Regions from separate parts of the Homo sapiens genome. Here all the other regions are linked to region 2. A link is a loop called in an ENCODE intact Hi-C map of the cell type or tissue named here. Cell type or tissue: dorsolateral prefrontal cortex. All regions are shown on one strand.

Evidence for each region. Peaks named below come from ENCODE experiments on the same cell type or tissue, not always from the same donor. Only the 100,000 strongest peaks of a DNase experiment are listed, where the experiment ranks them.
Region 1: a loop joins it to region 2, with 8 times the contacts of the local background. A loop is called at or near these places in 25 of 110 quality-filtered maps.
Region 3: it touches region 2 in a loop (7-fold over the local background); 2 of 110 quality-filtered maps call a loop at or near these places.

What each region holds. Positions count from the first base shown.
Region 1 is chr12:82,623,711-82,631,710 of GRCh38, forward strand. It overlaps LOC107984487 (a long non-coding RNA gene), which reads left to right. Exons shown (of 3, transcript XR_001749145.1): 3 at 2,803-2,947. Among named protein-coding and RNA genes, the nearest start is that of TMTC2, 59 kb to the right of the region's middle. In dorsolateral prefrontal cortex, CTCF peaks have their summits at 2,000, 2,209 and 4,376 (motif pointing left); DNase peaks (open chromatin) are centred at 1,991 and 4,243; H3K4me3 peaks cover 454 bases; H3K27ac peaks cover 3,629 bases.
Region 2 is chr12:82,522,523-82,530,522 of GRCh38, forward strand. No RefSeq gene overlaps it. Among named protein-coding and RNA genes, the nearest start is that of TMTC2, 160 kb to the right of the region's middle. In dorsolateral prefrontal cortex, CTCF peaks have their summits at 4,842 (motif pointing right) and 5,042; DNase peaks (open chromatin) are centred at 4,849 and 6,750; H3K4me3 peaks cover 1,858 bases; H3K27ac peaks cover 5,736 bases.
Region 3 is chr12:82,754,278-82,762,277 of GRCh38, forward strand. The region is part of intron 1 of TMTC2 (transmembrane O-mannosyltransferase targeting cadherins 2); the gene reads left to right. Among named protein-coding and RNA genes, the nearest start is that of TMTC2, 71 kb to the left of the region's middle. RefSeq lists an enhancer at 2,005-2,549. In dorsolateral prefrontal cortex, no CTCF peak of the experiment used is centred here; no DNase peak of the experiment used is centred here; H3K27ac peaks cover 7,009 bases.

The sequences.
Region 1 (8,000 bases), 100 kb after region 2:
GAAATAATAAGTTAATGTTTATTTCTTTTTGCCACATGAAGAGAAAAATATGGAGAATAATGCCTGCTTTAATATTAATAATGGGTTTTTTTCTGCAGTGGGTTTTTTTTTTTTTTTTTTTTTGAGATGGAGTCTCGCTCTGTAGCCTGGGCTGAAGTGCAGTGGCGTGATCTTGGCTCACTGCAAGCTCCGCCTCCCGGGTTCACGCCATTCTCCTGCCTCAGCCTCCCCAGTTGCTGGGACTACAGGCGTCCGCCACCACGCCCAGCTAATTTTTTTTCTATGTTTAGTAGAGACGGGGTTTCACAGTGTTAGCCAAGATGGTCTTGATCACCCGACTTCGTGATCCACCAGCCTCGGCCTCCCAAAGTGCTGGGATTACAGGCGTGAGCCACCGCGCCCGGCCTGTAGTGGGATTTTTTAAAACTTTCTTGTATTTTTCTGTTTTGCTTTAATTTTTCAAAAATGACAAGCAAGCATAATTTTTTACCAAGAAATAAAGTCATCGAAAAACAAAAATAATAAATGCAATATTGATAACATGATGGGGTAGGGAAGATAAAGGATGAAGATATAAAAAGGGAATCAGCAGTAGATTTTAAATCAGAATTAAGCTGTATTTATTTCTGAATATAATTGCAACAGGAAGCTTTTTAATATTGCTGTAAGTTCTTCCCAATATTTTTATATCATGTCAGTTTACCTAATACTAAAGTACTTTGAAAAGTTACATACACTGAAACAATTTACCAAAGTGTTAGATAATCACACACACAATGTTGCTATGGATTTGAAGATTTTAAAGTTTGACAAAATAGAAATCATTTCTTTTGTTTATAAATCAAATTTTGCCTGTGTTTGGAGAAGGCTCAGGTTGATAACTAGGCATATTCTACCCGTTGTACCTACTAGTGTTGATTATATTGCACAGCAATAATTTACAGGACCTTATTTATCTCCTACATTTTATGGAACGAGTTTAACAGAAGTAGATATTGGGATTATGTAGAACCTGTAAAAGTTTTCCTTAGACATATCTCAGGTGATCAAAGTGTTAGGATCGTTATGATCATGTGTGATAACTGGTAGTGAAAGGGGCTTTGAGGCCATGATCATGGTTTCAGTAGCATTCTTGTGCCCTGGATTTCCAGAATCTTCGCAGATTGGTGTAGTCTCAATCCACTAGGATCTATGTTCAGTATAACGTCTTCTGAGTAGCTCTACATTTGCCAAGCCATACATCGCCATTGGCAAATAAAATCCTTTGGTCTTAGATGGGAGTAAGAAGTGAAAATATCTCCTCAGTGCTATAGTACAGAACTCCAGAGATAGTCATGTAAACAAGCCATCATCCAAACTTTTCTTTCCCCTTTCTTCACAGATATAATTATCAATGTAACCTTTCCCCTCTCTATAGAATGTCAAGGGCCATTTATAAATCAGATTCCCTCATGATGAAAACTTCTGTTCAAAACAACAAGAAACCAAAAAAAAAAAAAAACAAACTTGTTCAAAATAACAGTTGATACATGGACATTCCTACTACAAATAAAGAATGTAAGTCATTCTTCATCTTCATTGTTATAGAATTTTTAGCTGCTCATTAAAAACAGGCCAAGTTAGAAATTAAAGAAGACAAAACTAAATCTCACTAATTGAAATGGATAGCCCAGGGCAAGCATCCATGGTTAGAAACAGTTCACCTAAAAGCAGGATTTGTTAGTGTCTCACTGTAGCCGCATTCGCCAGGCTACAGCATTTATGGAACAGCTTCCTATCCTTACAAAAGTTAGAGCCAAAATGTGCCTGGTGAGAGGGAATAGCAATAGCTCCAAGAAGTAGCATTCCAGAGCTCCGGAGTGTGTTTGAGATTTCAATTAAAAGTCCCTACACACAAGTGGATTTCTTCCAAGCACTGCCCTCTGGGCCCTTGTGCTATCCCAAACCAAGATAATGACCAGCCATCTATAGGGCTTTGTTTTCCGGGTGTGTTGTGAGACAATGGCATAATGAATGGCAAACTCAGCTGGTGCCAGAGCTCTGTCACACAAGCCTGGCATTTGGGAATCTGGTGTATTTACTCAGAGCAGCTGTGAAAGTTTGGAAAGACGTTCCAGTTTGAAGATCCATTAACCTCTGTGAAGGGCCACATTTTAGCAGCAACATTTAAGGGATAAATAGGTGTTGAATCCTGTGGAGCCCAAGCCCAGATTCTGCTGGAAAGGAGTTGTGCTAAATAATATTCAAGGTCTCACAGATTCATGTGCTTCAAAGCTCACATTTTGAGAGGTGTTGGTAGTTATTGTGATAATGTTGTTAGAATGATTTTCTAATGCAGCACTTTGTTCTGTTAAATATTTGGAGGAGACATTTTAAAAATGCCCTTCACTTAGTAGGTGCCTGATTTTTATATAAATGAGTGATTAGTTTTATAGTTATTGTGAACTATGATACAAAGACTATGCCCCATTAATTTATATAACAAATACTTATTGGGCACATATTATGCCAAGCAGCACATTGCAAGTCACTACAGATTGGGCAGTAAACAAAACAAAATCCCTGTTATCATATTGTTGCACATAAACTGAAGTGTACTTCTATATTAGTTACAAGCCATGGGTATGTGAAAAATAGAAACTAGGACTTTTAAAATATTACCTAAACCCTTCAATTATTCAGACCCAGCCTATTCTAGCTTTTTCTTCTGGTATTCCAGTCAAACTAGACATTTCAATATAAAAAGTAAATTTCTCCTCTTTTCACTACTGAAATTTTGCGCCTGCTCTTTCTTATTTCCAGAATATCATTATCCTCATCTTTAAATTTTCAAGATTTAGTCATCCATCAAGGCCTTATTGAAAACTGCCTGCTCTGTGTTTACCATCCCAATACCTGAAGCTAAAATGTTGTCATCTTCCTCTGAGCCATTATAGCAACTTGTTTGGACCCATTCTAGGTAAGTTCTACTTATTTGTATATGTCTTTTTACCATTTTCTTCTTCCTATCCTCTCAAACACTTCCAAAACCTCACATGTACATAATCATTGAGACCCAATAGGGGTTGTCTCATTCTTTTCATAGGTATATCAAAATCTTTATGTATTAATCTGAATCCTATGCTGTCTAATCATTATATAAAACTTTAATTATATTAAAATTTTGTGTTATGGTTTGAGCAGGATTTGGGACCCTATATGACCCATTATTTACTATTGTCAGTCAAGATCAATCAAGAAGGCAAAGCCCACATCAGATAGTTTAATAATGGATGTACAAAGAGAAGATCTATAAGAGATAGTGAGGCAGCCTGAATATAGCAATGGCAGGAGGCCCAAGGGAGGAGGTAAGGTTGACAGAGCCCAAAGCCAATGCCTCCTTGTAAGAGGCTGTCCACCAGGAGTTAGGACCACAGAGGGAGTAGCTATCTGATGAAAGTTGGAAATACAGAGACTATGTGGTTATCGCCAGAGTTGCTACCTGAAGTGGAAAGGAAGGAAGGGAAAAAAACCTAGCTTCTTCCTTCGTCCCACACTTCAATCTAGCCAGTTCCTCACATTGGTAGAAAGGAACCAGAAGAAAAAGGCAAGGAAGTGGAGAGTTGGCATGGTACAGTTACCTGCAATACAGAGCAAAACATAGGAAGAATGGATAATGGAAGTTGGAGCAGTTAAATCATCAACACAGTCTGCTTAATCTATAATTGTCTGAAGTGGTTCCTAATTGACAGTGAAGAAGCAAGCTGGCTTCACTTAACCTCACAGAAAACCAAAAACAAACACAGTTCTAAGATTGTCACCAGCAATATCCCAGAACTCAAATATGAGGAGGAGGCAGTTCCAGGGCCACAGAGAAGTGAACAAACTTGAAGGCGATGATAAGAGAAACAGATCTCCACATCCCTGATGCCAATCTGCCTGGCACCAAGCACGTGGAAAACTGTCCTCTGACTCACAATTTCTACACTGGGAAAAGTAAGATCAAGGCGAACAACTAGCTTCTGCACCATCTTGGTTTCCCTGGCAGGAGACCTGTTTCTACCTCCACTCATGAGCGCATCAGGAATGCCTGAAGGGAGAAATATCTCTGAGAGCAAGAGACAAAGCGGGGTGGTGGGAGTATTATTCCCGGCCTGAAAACTCTGCTCTGTCACTTGGCCAAAGGAGATGCCAAATCAGAGTGGCTGTTCAGCAGCACCGCACTGTAGGTGGTTTGTTACACTGGTCCCCACGGCACGAACCCCTAGCCAGCCTTTTCATACTACTGGGATGTTCTCCTTGGTATCTTCTCCATTCCAGACAGGCTGCGATTGTTTACTAGAACTGGGCAAACCTGGACTTAAGGAGCCATCTAGTGATCAAAAGGAGGCAGTAACCTAGTGGAAAAAGGAGAAAAAGAAAAATAATCAACGGGTAAATTAAAAGCAAACATATCAAATAAAAATCAATACAAGCCAGACAGAGAAGACTGGAATAAATAATCCTTCAGTGCAAAGATATAGATATACATCCACAAGAAACAACAAGCAGAGAACCATGACTCCCCAAATGGACAAAGCAAGAAACAATCCTCTGAATCTGAGACAGCAGTATGTGAACTCTCTAAGAATTCAAAATAGCAGTGTTTTTTGTTTTTGTTTTTGTTTTGTTTTTATTATACTTTAAAGTCTTGGGTACATGTGCAGAATGTGCACTTTTGTTACAGGGGTATGCACATGCAATGGTGGTTTGCTGCACCCATCAACCCGTCACCTACATTAGGTATTTCTCCTAATGCTATCCCTCCCCTAGCCTTGCACGCCACAGCAGGCCCCGGTGTGTGATGTTCCCCTTTTGTCTCCATGTGTTCTCATTTTTCACAGCCCACTTATGAGTGAGAACATGCAGTATTTGGTTTTCTGTTCCTCTGTTAGTTTGTTGAGAATGATGGTTTCCAGCTTCATCCATGTCCCTGCAAAGGACATGAACTCATTCTTTTTTATGGCTCCATAGTATTCTATGGTGTACATGCACCACATTTTCTTTATCCAGTCTGTCATTGATGGATATTTGGACGGGTTCCAAGTCTTTGCTACTGTGAATAGTGCCACTATAAACATATGTGTGCCTGTGTCTTTATAGTAGAATGATTTATAATATTTTGGGTATATACCCAGTAATGGGATTGCTCTGTCAAATGGTATTTCTAGTTCTAGATGCTTGAGGAATCGCCACACTGTATTCTGCAATGGTTGAACTAATTTAGACTCCCACCAACAGTGTAAAAGCATTCCCATTTCTCCACATCCTCTCCAGCATCTGTTGTTTCCTGATGTTTTAATGATCGCCATTCTAACTGGTGTGAGATGGTATCTCATTGTGGGTTTTTTTTTGTGTGTACAGATGATTATTTTATTTTATTTTATTTCCTTTTTTTAATTTTATTATTGTTATACTTTAAGTTTTAGGGTACATATGCACAACGTGTAGGATTGTTACATATGTATACATGTGCCATGTTGGTGTCCTGCACCCATTAACTCATCATTTAACATTAGGTATATCTCCTAATGCTATCCCTCCCCCCTCCCCCCACCCCACAACAGTCCCTGGCGTGTGATGTTCCCCTTCCTGTGTCCAAGTGTTCTCATTGTTCAATTCCCACCTATGAGTGAGAATATGCGGTGTTTGGTTTTTTTGTCCTTGCAATAGCTTACTGAGAATGATGGTTTCCAGCCTCATCCATGTCCCTATAAAGGACATGAACTCATCCTTTTTTATAGCTGCATAGCATTCCATGGTATATATGTGCCACATTTTCTGAATCCAGTCTACCATTGTTGGACATTTGGGTTGGTTCCAAGTCTTTGCTATTGTGAATAGTGCCACAATAAACATACGTGTGCATGTGTCTTTATAGCAGCATGATTTATAATCCTTTGGCTTATAAATAATAATAAGCCAAAGGATTATATAATAGGATGGCTGGGTCAAATGGTATTCCCAGTTCTAGATCCCTGAGGAATCGCCACACTGACTTCCACAAGGGTTGAACTAGTTTACAGTCCTACCAACAGTGTAAAAGTGATCCTATTTCTCCACATCCTCTTCAGCACCTGTTGTTTCCTGACTTTTTAATGATCGCCATTCTAACTGGTGTGAGATGGTATCTCACTGTGGTTTTGATTTGCATTTCTCTGATGGCCAGTGATGATCAGCATTTTTTCATGTGTCTTTTGGCTGCATAAATGTCTCCTTTTGCGAAGTGTCTGTTCATATCCTTCACCCACTTTTTGATGGGGTTGTTTGTTTTTTTCTTGTAAATTTGTTTGAGTTCATTGTAGATTCTGGATATTAGCCCTTTGTCAGATGAGTAGGTTGCAAAAATTTTCTCCCATTCTGTAGGTTGCCTGTTCACTCTGATGGTAGTTTCTTTTGCTGTGCAGAAGCTCTTTAGTTTAATTAGATCCCATTTGTCAACTTTGGCTTTTGTTGCCATTGCTTTTGGTGTTTTAGACATGAAGTCCTTGCCCATGCCTATGTCCTGAATGGTATTACCTAGGTTTTCTTCTAGGGTTTTTATGGTTTTAGGTCTAACATGTAAGTCTTTAATCCATCTTGAATTAATTTTTGTATAAGGTGTAAGGAAGGGATCCAGTTTCAGCTTTCTGCATATGGCTAGCCAGTTTTCCCAGCACCATTTGTTAAATAGGGAATCCTTTCCCCATTTCTTGTTTTTGTCAGGTTTGTCAAAGATCAGATAGTTGTAGATATGCGGCATTATTTCTGAGGGCTCTGTTCTGTTCCATTGGTCTATATCTCTGTTTTGGTACCAGTACCATGCTGTTTTGGTTACTGTAGCCTTGTAGTATGGTTTGAAGTCAGGTAGCGTGATGCCTCCAGCTTTGTTCTTTTGGCTTAGGATTGACTTGGCAATGAGGGCTCTTTTTTGGTTCCATATGAACTTTAAAGTAGTTTTTTTCCAATTCTGTGAAGAAAGTCATTGGTAGCTTGATGGGGATGGCATTGAATGTATAAATTACCTTGGGCAGTGTGGCCATTTTCATGATATTGATTCTTCCTACCCATGAGCATGGAATGTTCTTCCATTTGTTTGTATCCTCTTTTATTTCATTGAGCAGTGGTTTCTAGTTCTCCTTGAAGAGGTCCTTCACATCCTTTGTAAGTTGGATTCCTAGGTATTTTATTCTCTTTGAAGCAATTGTGAATGGGAGGTCACTCATGATTTGGCTCTCTGTTTGTCTGTTATTGGTGTATAAGAATGCTTGTGATTTTTGCACATTGATTTTGTATCCTGAGACTTTGCTTAAGTTGCTTATCAGCTTAAGGAGATTTTGGGCTGAGATTATGGGGTTTTCTAGATATACAATCATGTCATCTGCAAACAGGGACAATTTGACTTCCTCTTTTCCTAACTGAATGCCCTTTATTTGCTTCTCCTGCCTGATTGCCCTGGCCAGAACTTCCAACACCATGTTGAATAGGAGTGGTGAGAGAGGGCATCCGTGTCTTGTGCCAGTTTTCAAAAGGAATGCTTCCAGTTTTTGTCCATTCAGTATGATATTGGCTGTGGGTTTGTCATAGATAGCTCTTATTATTTTGAGATACGTCCCATCAATACCTAATTTATTGAGAGTTTTTAGCATGAAGAGTTGTTGAATTTTGTTAAAGGCCTTTTCTGCATCTATTGAGATAATCATGTGTTTTTTGTCTTTGGTTCTGTTTATATGCTGGATTACGTTTACTGATTTTCATATGTTGAACCAGCCTTGCCTCCCAGGGATGAAGCCCACTTGATCAAGGTGGATAAGCTTTTTGATGTGCCAGTATTAAGCTTTTATCGGTTTGCCAGTATTTTATTGAGGATTTTTGCATCAGTGTTCATCAAGGATATTGGTCTAAAATTCTCTTTTTTTGTTCTGTCTCTGCCAGGCTTTGGTATTAGGATGATGCTGGCCTCATAAAATGAGTTAGGGAGGATTCCCTCTTTTTCTATTGTT
Region 2 (8,000 bases):
TCTCCCCGATGGGTACTTTCGTAAGACGGTGATATATTCTCCAGGGAGCTACTGAAGGAGTGGAGCAGTTATTTGATGCTGACATGTTCTCTCATGGGATCCTTTTAATTTCTGGGAACTCCCTCAAGACTTTCCAATGGTAACTCCCTTTTCATGGGCAGGCCTTTAGCATTGGTGGGTCTCCATCGTCCTCCCCAGCATTCCTGCCCTGGCTGGTATAGTCGCTGTATCTGCAGTCTCCTTTCCCTGGCAGACCATGCACTTGAGGGGATCCCTTTAAGAACAACTCCAGGTTGACATCACAACCAGTTCTAGCCCCTGAGATCCAATTACCTTTAACCTGCTATTGGACAAGACAGGTGCAGTCACTTCTCAGGAGCAGCTCTCAGCTCTGTTGTTATCAGCTGTTTTACTTGTTCAATCCTGAGGTAGGGCTCAGTCCACAGGCCCAGGAACACCTGTTATACTCTCAGTGCTCTTGCCAAGCCCCTCTCACCTGACCTAGCACTGGCAGACAGCACCACTACACCCCTCCAGCTGTCAACTAAGAAAGTCTTTTGATAAATCCTCCCCAAATCCCACTCTTCTGGTCCTTTCATATCCCTGCTCTGGGTAAAAGACAGCTGGGGATGGGGCTCATGAGAGCAACGGACCCAAATATTTTCTTTGTAAATTTCATTTTGAGCGTCTGTTATATCCAATATCCATCATATCTTGGTGCCATGGTCAAGAATTCCAATTAAACATCCTTTATACTCATATTGATTCCTATTATAGTCCTCTTAACCACCTATTTGATAGGCCTTAATAGCCACATTTTACAGATAGGAAAACTGAGGCACAGAGAGATTAAATATTTGCCCAAAGCGTGGCCATACAGCTTGTAAATTTGAGACATGATACGAATCCAGAATCTTTTCTCCAGACTGTGCATCATATTGTTTGGATTAGCTGGTTTCATTGTATAGAAGAATCAATCTATCTATTACTTTTCCTTGAGAAAAGGGAGGGTAAAGCCAGTGTGGGGAGGGTGTTGCTGCTGTTCAACTGGAACCAAACATAATATTAAAATCCTTGGGTTTTAGTCAATGGCTACTTAAAAGCTCTCCCTTGTAGATTGTTATATCCTTTTGTGAGCAGAAGGAAAGCAGCTACATTTGTATGTCATTCTGCCAATTTATCTGTTATATTTATATGACACATAAAGTATAATAATTAACATTTGGTGAGCATTCACTAAGTGCCATGCATTATTCTTGCCATGCATTAATCTGTTTTATCCAAATTCTTTCACTCTTTCCTCTTAACAACAGTAAGACAGTTTGTGTTGTTGTTTTCTCATCTTAAAGATAAAGAAGGAGGTCCCAGGAAAAACACTGGGAGAAAACACCAAAGACAGAAGAGCAGCATTCCTCTTTCTGTTCCACAATTTACTGGTACACAGAGTTTGCTAGACCAGTCACATAACTCCTTAGGGCCATATTTTCCTCATCTGTAAAACGGGAAAAATAATAACAGTCTTCTTTGCTTTGCAGGATCCTTGTGAGAGTCAAATGAGACAACAAGTGGGTACGTACTGCCCATATTCAAGCAAATATTATCACTGTGCTATTCCTGAGACGACCATCCCATGAAAGGTTAATCTAAAACTTGCAGCTAAAACTACAAGTTAATCTTTAGCTGAGTGCCACATGACAAGGACCTCAGAAATGCTGTCCAACAGAGAGCAGCTAGTATACACACCAGAGGAGAGACTGTTTCCTAAAAATCACTTAAACAGAAGAAAAGCAACTTTAGAATTAAAAAAGAGAAACTCAAAAATAGTTCTGCATTGCTGAGACAGAGCCAAGTTGGGGAACCTTTGGGAAACTTTTGTTTCTCTTGAGAACTGTTTGAAAATGAGAGCCAGGTTGGGGGAAAAGGATAAGGCCACAAAAGACGAGCAGAGAGAGAAAAAAACACGAATTTGGGGAAAGCTAGCGTAAGAATACAGAAAAGTATTTTTTAAATCCACTCAAAAACTGACCAGAGATTTCAAGATATGATTGAATGTTTGCAAAATGCCCCATCTGCTTCATTCCACAGTCTAGAAGAGAAATAATGGAAACTTTCTTCTCTTTTCCAACAAGACATAACAAAAGCAGAGCTGATGTAATTAATGAAAAAAAGATGGCTATTTGAAATAGTGAAGGCTCTGAATAACAGAATGGAATGGAAATGAAGTCCACATTTAGGGACAATTCATTATTTATCTGCTGTACTTTTTATGCACACCGTGTTCTGCTAATTCTCTCTCCAGGGAGAATACCAAACCAGGTTAGTGAGTGATACAAGCATGAGTAGTTAGAAGCTATGATATAAGCAGCGGGCAGATGGAGTTATTCCTTGAATATCAATTAGCATAGTCCATCCAAGTTGAAGACTCTGACAATTGAATACTTCAACTTAATGGATCTGTTTTCAAATTCCCTTTAATGGCCCTTCTGTGACCATAATATCTACTTTTCCAGACATCCTAAGTAGAAACCATTATGGACAATATATGTAGAATTCTCTAAGGATAGCATATGGAGGGGAGAATGTGAGTTGCCAAATTTAGCAGCTCTAGAGAGAATGTTTTTGAATTAAACCTGAATCTATGGGGATTACAGTTCATTTATGACTGACAAAACATATCTTCCCAATTCTGAAAGATAAATCCCACTGATATACACGTGGATTTCACAGGGTTTCTCAAAAACTATAAGGAAAAAAAAAATCCTTTCCACAAAATGCAGTTCTATAACTATTTTGGAATTATGGTAAGTCACATGTTCTTTTTGCAGTTTTCCTCAGGTTAAATGAGGAATTTTCTAAGTACTGTGCCAACTGTACTTACAACCTGAGTAAGCTCAGATCAGAAGATTCATCCCTTACATATTAGAGTAAGATCTTTGTTTTGAAAGAAGAGAGGAAGACTGAAATGCAGTGGCTATGGGCTTTAGGATTTTAAAAATAAGTAAAATTTCAAAAGTATGAGAGATGGGACTGAAAACATTGTCAAGTTTTTCTTTTGCTGAATAAGATCAGTTTTAATTTTAATTTTTTAAATCAATTTTAATATTACTCTATTTTTCTTTTCATAAAGATGATTGACAGTACAAAAGTTTGAAGTTCAAAGTGCAGGTCTTTAAATTTAATGTACTTAGCTTCATGAAAAATTATCTTCATTTATCATAGTGTTCTAATTTCACTGTGGACCAGTGAAAATATTGTGGCAAACCAGCGCTGGTCTGCAGAACCACAACCGAAAACCTCTAGCCTGATTCACTTTGTTAACATGAGCTAGTTCTCTACCCTAAGCAGCCATTAAAATCTAACTCAAAAGCTTCCAATGTCTAACTAAACAGCAAATACCTGTAATTTAGGACAAAATGATTAAATCTTTCAGTGAATATTTGCATTTGTTGGAAAATGGTGTTTTATTTTGTACCCATTTAATAAATTCTTTGGAATAAAATTTCATTTTTTTCTTACTACATTCAAGGACCCGGCATAGCTAGGATTTTACCAAGCTTTGAGTAGTTCGTATCGTAAATATTAACATGTTTTGAAACGTTAGCAAGACTTCTAATTTACAAGTGGAGATCACTCTTAATTCCAGCTTTCCTTTTTTTCATTCTGAATGAAAAACCTCTTAAGTATCAGATTTTTTTTTTACAGGTTAAACCAAACCATGAACTCCATGAAACTACTAAGATTCCTTGTTTTGTTGGCTTCGTCTTGAGTTAAATGTCTAATAATAAATGGTCATTGAGCAGACACTTAAGAATCCTTTTATTCAGCGATTTTGATATTTTAAAAAGAGATTGGTCTGTTATGAAAAAAGAACTTAGTTTTATTTTTGCTGGTTGAGCAGCTTTCCACTGAAAATGAAAGGCTAAAAATTTAGTTTTTTCCCTCTACTGAACTTGGAAAACCTAGATTTAGGATACTTACATTCAAGTACACTTTGTTCTTTTTCCTATCCTTTTGAAAATTAATATTAATACTCTGACATTTTTAGGAGAAAGAATTAGTTAAGTCTTCCCTCTGGCAAAACTATCAGGCAATCTTCTCCAGCATTCAATTCCTTAAGGGCATGGAAGGAGGTGTCTTTAATTTTTTTACTCCTTACCCTGTTACTCTGAAACTTAATGCGTGCTTAAATTCCATCCATCTGAATTTAGCCTAAGACCTAAAACAGGTAAAACACACATCAAAATAATTTTGCCCATGTTAAATTAATCTGAATCCTGTAAAGTTAGACTAGGGGAAGTGCTGATGGAGAAAATCACTTTTTTTTTTAACTGATATCACTTCTGGAGTATTTGAATGTTTTTACAACAGGTTTGTGTTTCTTTTGATTATAAGTAAAATCCTACCAAACATTGTTTATTTTTATTTTACTGTGAAATGAATACTTACTATGAGATGTACCCTCTTAGATTTTTAAGTACACAATACCATATTGTTAACTATAGGCACTATGATATACCGAAGGTCTCTAGAATTCATTTACTTTGCATAACTGCAACTTCAGGCATTGCTTTTGAAATCTGAAATACGTGTTCTGATGACTCTATAGCAACCATGATTTTATTCTCAAAAAATAAATACAGATGAGGGTAAAAACCAAAACACATTTCTTGAACTAAAGAAATTATTAAATGTAGACCTTCAAACCGCGTTAAAACCAGCAAGAGTTTGTTATTTTTCTTAAACATTTAATTTTCAATGCATTCTGGTTATTTTCTCCTACGCATCTTAGAGAAGAGGTTATTTGCTGAAATTGTCAATGCGGCTTTGGCTACATTATCTGACAACCAGTAGAGGTCGCCACCTACCACATTGTAGCAAGTCAGGGAGAGGAAAAAAAATTATGAATGTTTGGTTAGTAAAAATGCACAGAGGTCAGAAGTTTTCAATATGAAGCTTTCCTCTTGAAAGCTTTGCATAATTGAACCAATATTCAAGTGAGAGGAAAAAAGAATAAATAAAAATAATGGATCCAAGATGTTGGTGTTACAGAACTTCAAAAAACAGAATTTCTTAGAAATTACATAAAAATTCTTCTAGTTGACTTAGTTAATACAAATTATTCTTCATGTCAAAACATTGGAAAGAAACCTCAAAATGTTATCAAATCTGAACATAATAAAATGTATACATTTGTAAAATGGCATTGTGGTCTCTTTCTACTAGTATGTGTTTGGAACCCCTAAGCATCTCAAATTTTTGGTTTTGACCTCACATATTCTGTGACTTTCATTCTGTGTTTTAATTTTTCTTAATTTATTAGTTGTATCTACTGCACAGTGAAAATTAACCTGTCATAGTGTTAAAGTGGCCTGTGGTTATCACAACTGAAAAGAGCACATTGAAGCTTTAGTATATAATTACTGCTACTTGGTTTCCCAAAAGAAGTTTAAAGTTTAACTTATTTTCTTTAAGTCATAATTAAACTGAGAAGAAAAGACTTCTTTTTTATAGTTTGGAGGGAGAATCTATGTATATCTTGACATAAGAAAATATCTTCCCTTTAGAAGAGGGAATAAACGTATGCTTGATAATTTAGAATGTGCAAATGGGTAGTGATAGGTGATTCAAACAACGGAAGGCTTTTCCAATAAACAAAATGTTTTTAAAAATAGAAATGGTTATTTCAGAAGTTCAGATGGTGAGCTTACCATCACTAGAAATGTTTGCATGGATGGATAATTAGTGAGATGTGGTGAGAATCTTGGTAAGAATGTGTTAGGAATTTGAATACTCAGGTTTGAGGGGGAAGCTTTACTAGATTTCTAAGAAAGATCATGTGTAATTTTTAGGGTTTTTTGTTTTAAATTGATAACAGTGTTATTGATAAAATTATGTTGCATTAGGATAATGCTACGTTAACAAATACATCTAAACATTAGAGTGGATTAGCACAACTGTTTATTTCAAACTCATGCACTATTCCTTGCTGTTATTAATGGTTGGTGGATGACTCTCCTTTATACGGAGATTCAGGGACCCTGGTCTTTATCCGTTTTGTGGCTCTGCCATCTCCTAGGCCATTGAAGTACTTTGCCTCCACCCAGCAGAAAGGGAAAGAAACAAAAGAGAATGAACATCTAATTCTTAAACTGGAAATAACACACTTACTTCTGCTTATATTCCATTGCAGAAAGCTAGTTAGATGACCCCGCATGGATTGAGAGAGAAAAGAAAGCACAAATATTGATACTCAGTTGCTTTCTTTACCACTGTCCTCCCTCTGACAACTGAACATTTGTGCACATCCTTTTTCTTACACATGTATTATCTCTACAAAGAAGTCAACTCAGAGTTATATTTAGTAACTTGATCCAACTAAAAGTCCAGAAAATCTGGGTGATACCTATCCCCTCCATCAGGTCTGGGTGTGACACCTTATAATCTAGTGACTATTTCCTAAAGTATATTGCACCAGTGGCCAAAACCTTAATCATTCCTTATATCCACATTCTTTGCCATGTAACTCAGTGTCCACTCCCTATGCATATAGCAGTGTTCCCCCAGCCTTTTACTCTGGTCTCAGCCAGGTGACTTGCTTTGATCAAAGGAATATTAGCAGATAAGATGTAAGCAGAAGCTTGCCCTCTACTTTCAACATAAGAACATGCTTATGTCTAGTCCACAGAAGGATGAAAGACATACAAAGCAAAGCCAGTTGCCTCAGCCAAGGCATCCTCGGTTAGTTGACAGCCAGCCATCCTCCAGATAGATGAGTGATCTAAGCCAAGATGGAGCTGCCTGGCTAAACCCCAGCTGATTCTAGACATGTGAACAATAAATGCTTAATGTTGTATGACACTTAGGGTTTTGCAATTGTTTATTATGCAGGCTTATTGTGGTCATAGATAACTGATACATGTACCAAACAAGACTCTCAACTCTTAGTGAGCAGAAATTTACTTGGTTTCATTTTCTACATAAAATATAATGCTATACTTTCTCATACTGGAATGCAAACTTTGTTGAGTTCATTTTAATACGTAGCAAGGTTAAGCTAGATAAAATGTTGTAAATATTGTGAAACATAAGCATGAATTAATTTTTATATCTTTATAGCACTTTTAACTTTTCAAACCACTTTCAGATGTCCTTTCACTTGATTTTCACAGCAACTTTGATAGAAGGAAAAGTAGATTCCTGTATTCCTAACTACCAAATCTCAGTGACTAAGTTACTACCCCAATTACAACTGGCTAATGACAGAAGAAAATCAAACACACTGGAATCCATCTCTCCTGCCTTCCAGAATGTACTCCCATTGCTGAATAGGCCTTCATTAGAGAAGTAAGGAGACAACAGTTTTTCCATAGCTATTGTATGATAAACATGATCATAACACTCTTACCTCATTACTGGATATTTTCAAGGTTAAGATTTACTCCTTCAGAAGTCTCTGAATTATGCCTATTCTCTCTAATGAAATGCTTTCCCCAATATTTTCTACTAAAGGATCTGCAGAACTGATCAGTAAACACGAATTGGATGTAAAGAAATTCTTACCTGTAGCAGAGTTTCACAACCTCAGCACTATTGATGTTTGGGCTAGATAATTATCTGTTGTGGGAGTCTTGCCTGTTTATATTCAGTAGCAACCCTGACTTGTACCCACTAGATTCCAGTAACATTGCCCCAGTTGTGGCAAACAAAAATGTCTCTGGACGTTGCCAATTATCACCCCCTAGAGTGATATTCATCCCCTCTTCCATTCAGAAACATGGGCAAATTAAATACAACTAGGATTTTGCGTGTCAGATTCTTAGAAGATGAGAGCTGAACATAAGGAATCAGTTTGTGCAAACTTTTCATTTTATAAAATTTTATATTTCTATTTTCACTTTGTAAGGAAGAAAAGTACACCCAAACAGTTATTCAAAGCTACAAAACTGGTTAATACTATGTCTTTTGACACACTATTGAATTATTTCATATTTTATTTATCT
Region 3 (8,000 bases), 230 kb after region 2:
ATTTTTTAAAAAACAAAACAAAACACAAAGAAAAACCCATGGGGTTTTGGGGCTTAGAAACTTTGTGTTATAAGAAGTATAATAGCTATGTTCTGCTAATTTATTTATATAACAAAACTTTTTAAATTAAATATTTGGATTGTAGTAGAGGTACTTGCCTTTAAAAAGTACTTCAGGCCGGGTGTGTTGGCTCATTCCTGTAATCCCAGCACTTTGGTAGGCCGAGGCGGGTGGATCACTTGAGGTCAGGAGTTCGAGACCAGCCTGCCCAACATGGTGAAACCCTGTCTCTACTAAAACGGTACAAAAATTGGCCAGGTGTGGTGCTGGGCATCTGGAGTCCCAGCTACTTAGGGGGCTGAGGTGGGAGAATCGCTTGAACCTGTGAGGCAGAGTTTGCAGTGAGCTGATATTGTGTCACTACCCTCCAGCCTGGGGGACAGAGCAAGACTTCATCTCAAAAAAATAAAAATAAATAAATAAAAGGTACTTCAGCTGAGGCAGTTCATGCAGTAGTGTATCATTTTGGAATGTGGGTAAGCACCCCTGAATTTACATGGCCTGGAAATTTTTTATATTTGATTTTCTCAAAGTGCAGTATAACATACTCATCTCCTTGTGAACAGAAATGTTTGAGGATGGGTTAAATGAACTGTAGAAAGCATCTCAGAAAAAGGTGTTATGCAAGGCATAATTATTTTCCAAGTGCTATCTGAGCAGCTTTCACCAATCAAAGCTTCCTTGAAATAGAGATTACAATCAAAGTTCATCTGTATACTATTGTGTTTGGAGTACATGCCAACATTCCAACTTGAAGTTGCTTTGAGGGAAAAGTTCTTCAAATTCATCAGTGTTGTGGGGAAATGTGATTTAAATTCTGATTACTGGAAGCCTTATTACAGAGGAGGTGGCAAGCAGGTGAGTTGAGCTGTTCAGGATGTCTGTTTCTTATTTGTTCTTTTAAGATATTGCAAAGAAACTGATTGTGGTGTCTATCTGTTGCTAGTTCTTCTCCAGCATCAATTCCCATTTTCTTCTTATAGTCTGGAATTTCCTTTGGGAAACCTCCTATATTCTTTGTCTATGTAGTTCAAGAGGGGCTGCTCACACCCCAACCCATGCTGCAATCAAAAAGGGGTTCATCTGCTGCCCACAGTGACTAACTGATGATTAATTAATCAAAATTGTTCAAATGAAATTCAGTTCCTGGCATTTTTGTTGAAATTATTTAAAAGAAGACTTTACTTTTTCTTCTGGAGTTTTTTTAGCCAATAATAAGCAAGATCACCGGTGTTAGTGGTAGTTCTTTTGCTACCATCACGTTTGAGAGGAAGGCAGAGCTTGGAGCTGGAGATACAGAATCCTGAGGACCTAGTCTGAATACCTGATCAGTTAGGCAAGCCAGTGAACTCTTCTGCTTTGTGTAAACCAGTTTGAGTTGGATTTCTGTCACTTGTAACTGAAATAGACCTGATTGACACACCCTTGTAAGTTTAGTGTCGGAACTGCTTTCACCCCAAGAGCTAACTTTTGTTATATGTATGTCATTGATTTTTGTTGTGGTGGTTGTTGTTAGTATTTTTCTTAAAAAATAAAATAGGGGTTTTTATCATAATAAAAATAGAAATTACTAAATATAAAATGCTGTACTAGGAAAAAAAAACCCTGATATTTGTGCTCAAAGGTGACATCAGATGCCTGTGTCTAGTTTGGGAGTCAGGGTGACAGTACCTCATAAAATAAGTTGAAGGAACATTTCTTCTTTTTGTATTTTGTTAAATAATTTGTAGTTACCTGTTCTTTGAATGTCATAAAATTATCTGTAAAACTATCTAATCATAGGTTGATTATCTCCTTAGTTTTTATTTGGGTATGTTCTACTTTGTTTTTCTAACTTCTTGAGTTGGATACTTAGTATATTTTCTTTATTTACTAAAAAGCTTGTAAAATTATTTTAAAAAATCCTTGTCTCACAATTCTTCTCCTATCAATAATGATTTGAAATTTTTCCATGTATATGAAACACCTCCAAGGACAGATAATGTCCTTGATTAGCAGAGTAGCTGGGTTATTACAGTCTGTCTCAAAGAGTTGAAGGGAAAAGCCTACATATATTCTTTACAAAAAGAGAGGTTAGATGTGCTTGGGAGCAATCATCCTGCCAGTAAAGCTGCGTGAGGGTTTTACCTTACTGATGTGGCCTCCCTGCGTTGGCAGGTATTACTGCTTCCAGATTTGGTCACAGCATGGGACAAAGGAATATACAGACCTCCTTCCTGCCTTTGAATAATTAGCATCAGCAGAGTATCCTGAATAGTGATTAGATATAAACAAAGCAAACAGATAGAGAACCTGGAGAGAGTTAGCTTTTAGGAATGCTTTAGAAATGATCACCAACTCTGTCAAATGTGGAGGCATTTGTGGATTTTGATAGTATTTATTTATTTATTTTGGCCTAGCAGCATTTACTTTTTTTGGAAGACATCCACCCTGTACTGCAAGTGATGGCCCTACTGGCTGTATATACAGATGGGCAACTACGATTCCAAATATCACACAGCTATAGTAGGGTTCACCCAAATGGAGCCCTTTGCCTCCAGGGTCTTTTTCTTCCTGTGAAGAGAATTTGAATCAGTGCTCTAGTGGTAATAATACAAATATTGCTATCTTAGAAGTACTTAAACCTCTATATTTTCTTATTCCAGGTGGTTTTCCTGAAATCAAACTCTGATTTCCAGGGATAAAAAGACAACACGTGAAAAACCCCTGGTATTCTCAGATTTGACATGACTTTCACTGTATACATGGCTTTAACTCTATTTAATAGAATGTTCCTGTGAAGCTGAAAAGTAAGTGGATCCTGTTTTTGACTTAGTGGTAGAGCTTGCAGTTTAAATAATTCCACTGGGAATCTATTAGGAAGCAAATGAGAGCCTCCTCCAGAGATCTTTGAGAGAGGCTTAAGGAAGCATTCCTCTGTTATTTGTTGTGCTATGTTCATCTGGTTCTAAGTCAAGATAAATATTGCTTCATTTGTATAGTTGTTTTCTTTTGCAATTTGCTCATGAGTGAAATCTCTTTAAAACGTTAACATTTGATTAAATATACTTGAATGCTTACAAAGAGTTTTTCATATAATTTATCTTGTTTATCTTTATAGCAACATTAAGGGACTGGTAGATATTTATGTTCCTCTTGGTGAGTTCATTGAAGAGCAATCTGAGGCTTTATATAGGTTAGGAAATACACTTTTTATATTTTGGGAATCCAGCCTGTACAGTGCTTATTATCACCATTTCTGCAGTTATGAGGTTACTCTTGAAGACAAGAAAATATTTATTAATGAATTTTCAAATTGCTCCTTATTTGTATATTTCTCTCTGCTTAATGCTACCAACATTTCCACTCTTTGGCATCAAGTGTTGATAATTCTTTTACTGTCTTCTGTGAATATCTCAAAACCACATGCAAATGCATTGCAAAATGCACAGTCAGATTTTACATCTTGCAAAGGATGCAGGATTCCATGAAGTCAGGGAAAGTGGCTCAGTAAGATCTGCATTAACATATAAACCCCTAGGCAAATTGGTATGGCAGGATTGGATCAGGCAATTATCACCATAGATAATGACAAGAGAAGCCCTTCAAGAGTCTGATTGAAATATCAAAGGATTACGTGAGACTCTTGGGAAATCAAAACCCTTGACTATTTTTGGCAGAAACAGTGTTTTTGTTCAGATTTTACTGTAAGTTGTATGAAGTAAGATTTGTGTGGTCCTGTTATCACTTAAGAAATATAAATTTTACCTTATTTTATATTTATAAAAGAATATGAATAACCTGAATATCTGTATACTTCTCCCAGATATCATATTTCTGTCTCTACTATGAAAATCTGGAATTCTGTGTTTATTCTCCAGTTTTTTAAAAAGTAGTTTTACCCTGTATGTGTATATTCCTTTATTTAGATATGCATGGTTTTGAGCTTTATAAAAATGTTATTGATCTCTATGAAGCCTCCTGTCATTTGCTTTTTAAAACTCAATATAATGTTTTAAAAAGTTATCTTTGTTGTAGTATGTAGCTCTGTTTTATTCATTTGTACTGCTGTATAACATTCTACAATATGACTCACAATATCAAAAAATGGTGTGGATTCATGGAGTTTCTTATGTATTGCTGGTATGAGGATAAGTTGGTATAAAACTTTGAAGAACAACTTGGCATTCACTTCTAAAGCCATTTCTGCAGTTCCATTCCTAGGCATAGATCCTGTATCTAGAGTTATCAATCTGAATTATAAATTTTGTAAAATTATTCACAAAAGCACTTATTTTGTAAGTGTAGTGTAGAATGTTAGATGTATGACCTATAATTAATTCCATTAATCCTCAAATAAAACTGTGGAATCATTTTCCTTTCAAACAGCAGTTTAAATTCAAACTGTATTACCATTAGCATAAGAATAGCTTTTAACAATAATTAAAATCCTAATGGTATCATGAAATAATTTTAGTTTAGTTATCCTTTTGATGTAAATATTTATCCAGTGGGAGAACCTGATTTGTTAAACATTTTATATGAATTTGATTTGAGAAATGCACAGCACCATATAAATATATCACTGTAGGAGGCAGTGTAGCCATAAGGAAAACATACCGGATTGAGTGTCAAGAACTGGTGTCTGTATGGTGCTGTACTGCACAAGCTTCATATGACCTTAATTTCCGAGCATCAGTTTCATCATTGGTTAAAAAAAAAGAGATGACAGTATCAGACTTGCCTCACGGCTGTCTGCCAATTAAGTGAATTAGAAAATTATTTTCAATTATATAGTGCTGGGCAAGGTGAATGATTGCTATTACTGTTGTCATCACTGTTGTTTGAAGCACTGTGCTTTGGGAAGCAAATCTGGTTCACATCTTTTGAACATTTAAATGAAGAGAATGTGTCTCAGTGCTCTAGTGTGTATTAAAACAGCCTTTTAACAAGAATGTTTTGAACCCTGCCCAATACCTGCACATGCTTTTGTTAATACTTCATTACATAAAATGACCAAGAAGCTGTCATAAGAATTTAAAGGAACATTTACCCTCATCTTTAAAATGTATCTTAAAAGAGAGATAAGATTCTAATTACAAATTTTGAACAGTTTATTTTCTCTCTATGAAAAATTTCCAAGAATGATACAAAAGCACTTTTATGTGAAGAGGATACACTGGAACATTGAGGTCTTGATCTCATTTTAGTAACTCTCTGATGTGATTAATTCATAAGCACTGAGTTGTAGCTCATTCCTTCTGGCAAAATTCCAGCACTTGATTGTTACCTTATAAACTTTTAATAAGAGTAATTTTAAAAACTGCACTTGACTCTTGCTTTATGAAAAGCTGGAAATGTAAAAAGTTAAAAATGCTTGACAATTTTTCTGAGCTCTAGTCAGAAACAGTGGCTATGCCCTTTTATAGATGACAGCCCAAAGGCGAGTTTGTAAAACGATAAATAAATTGTAAAGATCTATCGAGTGGCAACTTGGATGGTTTAATGCCTATGGGTTAGAAACCCAGGAGTTAATGTTTAAAGTGATTTGGATAAATGTGAACATGTTTAAATCTTTAGTATTATTCCTTTAAGCCAAATGTGAACGATAGTTATTTTGACAAAGTTTGGGTTACCTCGATAGCCTGATTTTTACAGAAGTACCGTGTATCTCAAATTGTTAACTGATGAATGGGTGGTGCTGCTGGATTATTTCCTGTGTTTTGTGTTTTTCTTAGTTTTAATTTCTTTGTTATTCAAGTTATACTATCACCTCGTCCAAAGTTGGGTCTCAGGATTAGATTAATAAACTAACCAAGTAAATTTGGGAAGTATGACTAACTTACATAAAGAAAATAATTGGGGTTATTTTTTTGTATTATTATTTTAAAATATGTAATCAGCACTTTTGAGAAGCTCTCATTTTGTTGAATCTCTAGGCAGACCTTTGTGGTTAAGCATCATCCTGGAAATTTTTTCTGACAGTCATTTGACCAGGTCTTTCTGTTTATACTCAGTGTCAAAACAACAACAACAAAAATGCGTATGTATCCTCAGGTTTTTATTCAATGAATTATATTTTCTTAGTTTTAGGAGAATATTAAATTGTCTACTAAAATTATGCTTATTTGGCTTGCACTGTGCCCAGGGTTTTTTTTTTTTTTTTTTTTTTCTCGAAAGCTGTCAGTGGCAGATTTGTAGTTAGAAGCTAAGCATTTCTCCAGAGAAAGAGACATTTTAGCTTGAGAATGCAGTAAAGCAGGGGTCCCTAACCCCCAGGTCATGGACCAGTATGGGTCCATGGCCTGTTAGAAACTGGGCCACACAGCAGGAGGTGAATGGCAGGTGAGCCAGCGAAACTTCATCTGTATTTACAGCCACTCACCATTGCTGGTATTGCCCCCTGAGCTCCACTTCCTGTGAGATCAGTGGTGGCATTAGATTCTCATAGGGTGCAAACCCTGCTGTGAACTGCGCATGTGAGGGATCTAGGTTTCATACTTGTTATGAAAATCTAATGCCTGATCATCTGTCATTGTCTCCCCTCACCCCCAGATGGAACCATCTAGTTGCAGGAAAACAAGCTCAGGACTCAGGACTCCCACTGATTATACATTATGGTGAATTGTATAATTATTTTATTATATATTATAATGTAATAATAATAAAGTACACAATATATGTAATGCACTTGAATCATCCTGAAACCATCCCGTGCTCCCAAGCTTGTGGAAAAATTGTCTCCCATGAAACTGGTCCCTTGTACCAAAAAGGTTGGGGACTGCTGCAGTAGAGAAAACAGTAAGGAGTGTGGGGTTTAGTCTCAGATTTCAGTTTTTATTCTTGCTACTCAGGAGCAGTGTGATCTTGATCAAGTTTGTTAGCTTCTGAGTCTGCATTTTCTCACTCTGAAACAACAAAGTACCTTTTTCATTGGACTAAATGTTAAAGGAGATATGGATATAACATGCGTTATTACCATTCAGCCTGGTATGTTATGATGTTTACTAATGGTTTGTTCTTAAGAGACTTGTGGCTGGTCAGATAAGAGAAACTGCAGAGCAATGAGGGTGGGGATGAGTACAGTGTCAGTTGGGATGGAGATGGCTCATCAGGGAGACTCATACAATTCACACCCGTGGCCATCCAGTCCTCACAGATTCAAGCGAGTATTCGCTTAAATTCCTGTCCCACATGTGGTGGGATTCTCTATGGCCTTACCATCTATAGGGGTGCACACAAAACTCACATTTCTCTTAGCCACTGCCTACTACAAGTTTTTGCTGAGGTCTTGATCACTCTTACACTTTGTATCTCCTCCTTATGGTGTCTCTTTTCCACCCCGGAACCCTGCTTGGCAGAAGTGACCTCTTTATTTCCAGGAGTCCCATTAATGCTAGTGCTGTGTACCCAGATTTCATGAAGGTTTTCTGTCAGTGAAGGGTTTGCAGTGCAACCCAGCAACAACTTTAAACAGACCCTTAGAAATCTCATCTTCTTACAGCCGCTTAGCTATTGCTACTCTGGAAAATATTCATTGACTGTTTCTCTTTCTCTCTTTCTTTCTTTCTCTCTCTTTCTTTCTTTCTTTTTCTTTTTCTTTCTCTTTCCTTTCTTCCTTCCTTCTTTCTTTCCTTTCCTTTCCCTTTCCTTTTTTTTTTTTTTTTTTTGGCCAAGTCACGCTCTGTTGCCCAGGCTGGGGTGCAGTGGTGCGATCTCAGCTCACTGCAACCTCCGCCTCCTGGGTTCAAGTGATTCTCCTGCCTCAGCCTCCTGAGTAACTGGAATTACAGGCACATGCCACCAAGCAAGGCTAATTTTTGTATTTTTTTAGTAGAGATGGGGTTTCACCATGTTAGCCAGGCTGGTCTCAAACTCCTGAACTCGTGATCCACCCACCTCGGCCTCCCAAAGTGCTGGGATTACAGGTGTGAGCCACCACGCGTGGCCGACTGTTTCCT